2 separate regions of the Homo sapiens genome follow, and region 1 is linked to region 2. A link is a contact called in ENCODE Hi-C or POLR2A ChIA-PET data. All regions are on one chromosome and are shown on one strand. The core of a region is the stretch at or near the end of the contact, and the rest is flanking DNA. Distances in the headings are between cores, read along the strand shown. Region 1 holds the start of CYP2D6 (cytochrome P450 family 2 subfamily D member 6 (gene/pseudogene)). Region 2 holds the start of SEPTIN3 (septin 3).

Region 1 (3,760 bases), core at 1,261-3,760, 160 kb before region 2:
TACACGCAATGGGAGTCCCAGGAAAGAAGACAGGGAGAAAGGAGTAAAGGAATAGTTGAAGAATTAATGGCTGAAAAACCTCCCAAATCTGATGAAAAATATTAATCTGTACATCCAAAAAGCTCATCAAACTCCAAGTAGGGTAAACTCAAAGAGATCTTCAGCCATACGCATCATCATAATCACTGTCAAAAGACAGATTTTTCTTTTTTTAGAATTTTAAATGTACCTTTTAATTTGCTCCTGGGGCAAAGAGCCAGGACTGGTACTAGAGCAGTGTCTGGGATGAGAAGAATTTAATAAAATGGGATTAGGTCCAATGGTTGGGTTAGGGGAGGCAACCTGCTCGGGAGGATCAGCCTCAACCTATCCATGCAGCAGGGCCTCCACCTGTCCCTCTCCGTAGTCCCACACCTGGAACCCAGAGCCATCTGCCTCTTCCCAGATCATGGCCGACAGCACTCCACCAGACTGCGGCTGGAGCAGGCACAGGATTCACTTATTGAGGGCTGTGGCCTGGCACAGATCATAGCCTATACCCAGGGACAGTTGTGTCACTTCTGCCACCACCACATCCGCCTTCTGCAGCCACATCAAGTACCACTCATGGATGAGCCCGTCACCCCCAGCGGACTTATCAACCCCGCGTCCAGCTCCACAGCCGCCACGTGCTCGGTGAGCACTGGCTCCAAGCATGGCAGCTGCCATACAATCCACCTGTAGAGGGCCCGGTCCTCCTGTCCTCAGTGGATGATCCCGTAGAAGTCCAGAGCTCGGCAGCTGCCCTCCCACAAAAGACAGGATTTTGAAAGCAGCAAGAGAGAAGAGACGTATCAGGTAGTCACAGTGGCTCAGGCCTGTAATCCCAGCACTTTGGGAGGCCCAGGTGGGAGGATCGCTTCACCCCAGGAATTCAAGACCAGCCTGGACAACTTGGAAGAACCCGGTCTCTACAAAAAATACAAAATTAGCTGGGATTGGGTGCGGTGGCTCATGCCTATAATCCCAGCACTTTGGGAGCCTGAGGTGGGTGGATCACCTGAAGTCAGGAGTTCAAGACTAGCCTGGCCAACATGGTGAAACCCTATCTCTACTGAAAATACAAAAAGCTAGACGTGGTGGCACACACCTGTAATCCCAGCTACTTAGGAGGCTGAGGCAGGAGAATTGCTTGAAGCCTAGAGGTGAAGGTTGTAGTGAGCCGAGATTGCATCATTGCACAATGGAGGGGAGCCACCAGCCTGGGCAACAAGAGGAAATCTCCGTCTCCAAAAAAAAAAAAAAAAAAAAAAGAATTAGGCTGGGTGGTGCCTGTAGTCCCAGCTACTTGGGAGGCAGGGGGTCCACTTGATGTCGAGACTGCAGTGAGCCATGATCCTGCCACTGCACTCCGGCCTGGGCAACAGAGTGAGACCCTGTCTAAAGAAAAAAAAAATAAAGCAACATATCCTGAACAAAGGATCCTCCATAACGTTCCCACCAGATTTCTAATCAGAAACATGGAGGCCAGAAAGCAGTGGAGGAGGACGACCCTCAGGCAGCCCGGGAGGATGTTGTCACAGGCTGGGGCAAGGGCCTTCCGGCTACCAACTGGGAGCTCTGGGAACAGCCCTGTTGCAAACAAGAAGCCATAGCCCGGCCAGAGCCCAGGAATGTGGGCTGGGCTGGGAGCAGCCTCTGGACAGGAGTGGTCCCATCCAGGAAACCTCCGGCATGGCTGGGAAGTGGGGTACTTGGTGCCGGGTCTGTATGTGTGTGTGACTGGTGTGTGTGAGAGAGAATGTGTGCCCTAAGTGTCAGTGTGAGTCTGTGTATGTGTGAATATTGTCTTTGTGTGGGTGATTTTCTGCGTGTGTAATCGTGTCCCTGCAAGTGTGAACAAGTGGACAAGTGTCTGGGAGTGGACAAGAGATCTGTGCACCATCAGGTGTGTGCATAGCGTCTGTGCATGTCAAGAGTGCAAGGTGAAGTGAAGGGACCAGGCCCATGATGCCACTCATCATCAGGAGCTCTAAGGCCCCAGGTAAGTGCCAGTGACAGATAAGGGTGCTGAAGGTCACTCTGGAGTGGGCAGGTGGGGGTAGGGAAAGGGCAAGGCCATGTTCTGGAGGAGGGGTTGTGACTACATTAGGGTGTATGAGCCTAGCTGGGAGGTGGATGGCCGGGTCCACTGAAACCCTGGTTATCCCAGAAGGCTTTGCAGGCTTCAGGAGCTTGGAGTGGGGAGAGGGGGTGACTTCTCCGACCAGGCCCCTCCACCGGCCTACCCTGGGTAAGGGCCTGGAGCAGGAAGCAGGGGCAAGAACCTCTGGAGCAGCCCATACCCGCCCTGGCCTGACTCTGCCACTGGCAGCACAGTCAACACAGCAGGTTCACTCACAGCAGAGGGCAAAGGCCATCATCAGCTCCCTTTATAAGGGAAGGGTCACGCGCTCGGTGTGCTGAGAGTGTCCTGCCTGGTCCTCTGTGCCTGGTGGGGTGGGGGTGCCAGGTGTGTCCAGAGGAGCCCATTTGGTAGTGAGGCAGGTATGGGGCTAGAAGCACTGGTGCCCCTGGCCGTGATAGTGGCCATCTTCCTGCTCCTGGTGGACCTGATGCACCGGCGCCAACGCTGGGCTGCACGCTACCCACCAGGCCCCCTGCCACTGCCCGGGCTGGGCAACCTGCTGCATGTGGACTTCCAGAACACACCATACTGCTTCGACCAGGTGAGGGAGGAGGTCCTGGAGGGCGGCAGAGGTGCTGAGGCTCCCCTACCAGAAGCAAACATGGATGGTGGGTGAAACCACAGGCTGGACCAGAAGCCAGGCTGAGAAGGGGAAGCAGGTTTGGGGGACGTCCTGGAGAAGGGCATTTATACATGGCATGAAGGACTGGATTTTCCAAAGGCCAAGGAAGAGTAGGGCAAGGGCCTGGAGGTGGAGCTGGACTTGGCAGTGGGCATGCAAGCCCATTGGGCAACATATGTTATGGAGTACAAAGTCCCTTCTGCTGACACCAGAAGGAAAGGCCTTGGGAATGGAAGATGAGTTAGTCCTGAGTGCCGTTTAAATCACGAAATCGAGGATGAAGGGGGTGCAGTGACCCGGTTCAAACCTTTTGCACTGTGGGTCCTCGGGCCTCACTGCTCACCGGCATGGACCATCATCTGGGAATGGGATGCTAACTGGGGCCTCTCGGCAATTTTGGTGACTCTTGCAAGGTCATACCTGGGTGACGCATCCAAACTGAGTTCCTCCATCACAGAAGGTGTGACCCCCACCCCCGCCCCACGATCAGGAGGCTGGGTCTCCTCCTTCCACCTGCTCACTCCTGGTAGCCCCGGGGGTCGTCCAAGGTTCAAATAGGACTAGGACCTGTAGTCTGGGGTGATCCTGGCTTGACAAGAGGCCCTGACCCTCCCTCTGCAGTTGCGGCGCCGCTTCGGGGACGTGTTCAGCCTGCAGCTGGCCTGGACGCCGGTGGTCGTGCTCAATGGGCTGGCGGCCGTGCGCGAGGCGCTGGTGACCCACGGCGAGGACACCGCCGACCGCCCGCCTGTGCCCATCACCCAGATCCTGGGTTTCGGGCCGCGTTCCCAAGGCAAGCAGCGGTGGGGACAGAGACAGATTTCCGTGGGACCCGGGTGGGTGATGACCGTAGTCCGAGCTGGGCAGAGAGGGCGCGGGGTCGTGGACATGAAACAGGCCAGCGAGTGGGGACAGCGGGCCAAGAAACCACCTGCACTAGGGAGGTGTGAGCATGGGGACGAGGGCGGGGC
Region 2 (3,758 bases), core at 314-2,813:
CAACATAGGAGCTCAGGTGTCCAGGTGGCAGGATGAGAGAGGACCAATTTGGCTTAGAGCCCCAGAACCAAGAAAGAGCCCTGAGCTGGCCTAGTGCTGGAGTCAGAAACAGAGCCAGCCCTGGAGAAGGTGAGGATGGGAAATGGAGAGGCAGTGAGTGTTCACAGAAGGAGCTTATCTGGTGAACAAGCCATGGTCCCCGCCCTTGAAGAGGCTGCCATGCCCAGGGATGCCAGGCAAGGAAGTAGGCAGGGCTCCACCAAGCTAAGCATTAGGGGTAGAAAGGCGGGAGGCTAGACCTGAGCTGGGGCTGTTCCTACAGAAGGCCCAAAGGTGAGAAAGTGTGGCATCTTTCTGAAAATCCAACATGGGGCTCCTAGGCTGTATGTAGCAGGGAGGGGAGAGCCAAGGCTGCAGGTGAGCTGGGGTCCAGGCCAGGCTACAGCAAAGTTTAGGCCAGGGAATGTGACCCATTCCGATCTGTAGGTGGGAACGGCCACTCGGGCAGTGTGACAGAGGGATCAGATGGGAACAGAATTGAAGCCAGGATCCCATGAGGACATAGTTGAAACTCTCTGCTCCGTGGGCTGTGCAAGGGGCAGAGCTAGGGCTGGGGCTGGAGGAGGCTGCATTGCACAGGGGTAGAAGTGGCGGGACTGCCCAGGGTAGGGAGTGGGCACAAAGAGGTGTCGAGGATGAAGCTCAGGACTCTGGCTGTGGTCTTAGTAGATGGGCCACTCCCTGCTACTCTGGACTCCAAGTAACTCACCCTCTAGAAAAAAGTTGGTTTGGTTGCTTTTAACACAGCAGGCTGGGACCTGCAGCTGGGGGACAAGGCCAGGGCTGGTGGGAGGAGTCAGTTCCAGAGGGCTCATGGGGAGGGGAGTGATCATGTAGCCAGGTCCTTGAGGTCTGCAGCAGGGACGGGGAAGGCAGGGCACCGGACAGGGAAGGCATCACCCCTCACAATGGTGCCCCCAGCCCCTCATCCCTCTCCAGCCATATATTTGTATCCAAGACTGTCCTGGCCTCCAACCCTTTCCCACCTGGCCTATCACTGCAGCCCTGAACTTCTGCCCCCTCCTGCACAGCCACATCCACTTGGGCACACACGTTTACCCTGCACTTAGCCACAAACAGCTCCCCTCAGTGTGCACACCCACACACAGAGCAGGCCAGAGGACAGGGTGTCCGAGGGCATCACCCGACTCCCCATCCCCTCACTGCACTCCCATCTTCCATGGATTGCTTGGTCCTTCCCCACCCCACCCCCACCACCCTCCCACCCCCACAAACCCCCACACCCTTCCACCCCCCTACACACCTACCTTGATCAGAGGACAAGAAGGATCCAGTGTGTCTGGGAAGATAAGGCACACGCAGGCCCCTCACCTCCCCTGCACTCAGAGTCTGGCCATGGTGGCCAGCTTAGGGGCCTTGTCCCTCTGGTCCCCTCCTCAGCTCCTGCTCAGCCTCCAGGCCACAGTCCCCAGGCACAGGGCCCAGCCCTCTGCTCACTGTCCCACCAGCTACATCCCCGGAGACCGTGCTGGGCTGGGCTCTGGTGCAGGGAGGGGCTGGCTTCCTAGGAGTGGGCGGCTGTGAATGGCTGCTCTGAGCCTCTGGAATCCTGAAGAGCCATGGGAGGCTGGTAACGGCCAGGCTGGCACTCACGGCCACCTGCAGGGAGGTTCCCTGCAGCCTGCCCTCCCCAAATCTGCTCTGTCTCCCACAGACTTTGATGCCTGGGGAGTCTGCAGTAAAAACAGGGGTACTCCAAATATGGCTGCACTCTGGTAGTCCCAGCGCGAGTCTCCCTCTGGCTCTGCCTCTGTGCCCTTCATGCCCTGTTCAGCTCTGCAACCCTCAGACCATCTTGCCCACTCACCTGGTCTTTCCTCAAGGGGGCTGGAGTTCCTGGAGGCTAGAGCTCCTTCCACAACTATTCCCTGAGCCCCAGCTTGCTCCAGCTGGACCCTGTACCCAGACCCTAAGGGTGTGAAGAGGACCCCGCCCTAGGCCTGCCCCTGAGGGGACCACAAAGCCACCCAGCCTGGCTCTGGCAATGCCGACTCTCAGCAGCCCCTGGCCCTGGGGCTGGGATGGGAGCCCTCTTCTGTGTTCCCACAGCCCTCGGCTGCCTCTGTCATAGCAGTGGTGATAATAACAATGGTGCTGATAACAGCTACTATTTCCTGAGCACTTGCTCTGTGCCCGGCACCATGCCAGGGCTGGGCGGAGCTCACAGTCTGCTAGGAAGATAGGTATGTAAACAGATCCTATAGTACTGTCCTGTACGGTGATGGCAGATGTCCTCCGAGCACTCACCCTGAGTCAGGAACTAGGCTAAGCATTCTCCTGGCATCTCCTTTAATCTCCGCCTCATCACCTGCTTTTTACCGAGGAGGACATTGCAGCCCACACAACACTGTGTTGTCTGGTCTGCTCTCCTGTGTGTCTCTCTCTTTAGCGAGTGAGCTTCTGGAGCTGCGCTGGGCAATACAACTTTCAGTGATAATGGAAATGTTCTATGTCTGTGCTGTCCAGTACAGTAGCCACTAGCCACAGATGGCTACCGATCACTTAAAATGTGTCTACAGTGACCAAGGAACTGGATTTTTTAGTTTATTTTAATCTGTGGCTACCATATTAGCTCAGCTCTGTTTCGTTTGTTGTTGCTGTTGTTGTTATTAGTTTTTTTGAACAGGGTTTCACTCTGTCGCCCAGGCTGGAAGACAGTGGCGCCATCATGGCTCACTGCAGCCTCTTGGGCACAAGTGATCCTCCCACTTCTGCCTCCAGAGTAGCTGGGACCACAGGCATGCACCACCACGCCCAGCTAAGTTTTTATTTTTTGTAGAGACGGGGGTCTCCCTATGTAGCTCAGGCTGGTCTCGAACTTCTGAGCTCAAGCAATACTCCTACCTCCACCTCCCAAAGTGCTGGGATTACGGTCGTGAGCCACCATGCCTGGGTGGAAAGCTCAGTTATGAAGGTCCTGGATCTTCTTCTCTGGGCCCCAGGGTCTGGCAAAAATTGGCTTCAGTAAGTTTCTTTTTCTTGAGAGTCTCACTCTGTCACCCAGGCTGGACTGCAGTGGCGGGATCTCAGCTCACTGCAACTCCGCCTCCCGGGTTCAAGCCTCAGGATTCTCCTGCCTCAGCCTCCCAAGTAGCTGGGATTACAGGTGTGTGCCACCACGCCTGGCTAATTTTTGTATTTTTAGTAGAGACGGGGTTTCACCATGTTGGCCAGGCTGGTCTCAAACTTCTGACCTCAAGTAATGCATCTGCCTCAGCCTCCCAAAGTGCTGAGATTACATGCATGAGCCACCGTGCCCAACCGGTAAATTTCTTTAGAAAGAAATAATGAATGAATGAATGATTGAATGGTGATTGTGTGGGCCTAGCACCCATCCCTCTTCTTTTTTTTTTTTTTTTTTTGAGACAGAGTCTCGCTCTGTCACCCAGGCTGGAGTGCAGTGACGCCATCTCGACTCACTGCAAGCTCCGCCTCTCGGGTTCACACCATCACACCATTCTCCTGCCTCAGCCTCCCGAGTAGCTGGGACTACAAGCACCCGCCACCACGCCCACCTAAATTTTTTGTATTTTTAGTAGAGATGGGGTTTCGCAGTGTTAGCCAGGATGGTCTTGATCTCCTGTCCTTGTGATCCGCCTGCCTCGGCCTCCCAAAGTGCTGGGATTACAGGCATGAGCCACCGTGCCCAGCCCCTATCCCTCTTCTTATCCTTTCTC

The links. Hi-C counts contacts between places; a loop is a spot of excess contacts on that map. ChIA-PET counts read pairs that join two places held with the same protein, here RNA polymerase II (POLR2A). Pooled maps may share reads with other maps.
Region 1: a loop to region 2 is called in a map with no recorded cell type, with 5 times the contacts of the local background. The contact joins the promoter of CYP2D6 here to the promoter of SEPTIN3 in region 2. A Hi-C loop is called at or near these places in 1 of 168 maps with a recorded cell type or tissue (psoas muscle), 3 of 37 single-sample maps with no recorded cell type and 4 of 50 pooled maps. POLR2A ChIA-PET finds 5 or more read pairs at or near these places in 2 of 52 experiments (WTC11 and activated T-cell).

The regions. Positions count from the first base shown.
Region 1 is chr22:42,129,560-42,133,319 of GRCh38, reverse strand. It overlaps CYP2D6 (cytochrome P450 family 2 subfamily D member 6 (gene/pseudogene)), which reads left to right and starts at 2,510. Exons shown (of 9, transcript NM_000106.6): 1 at 2,510-2,708; 2 at 3,411-3,582. The coding sequence starts at 2,529. RefSeq lists a cis regulatory region at 1,214-1,225 and promoters at 919-2,451, 2,038-2,504.
Region 2 is chr22:41,967,248-41,971,005 of GRCh38, reverse strand. SEPTIN3 (septin 3) reads right to left here and starts at 1,563. Exons shown (of 12, transcript NM_001363845.2): 1 at 1,329-1,563.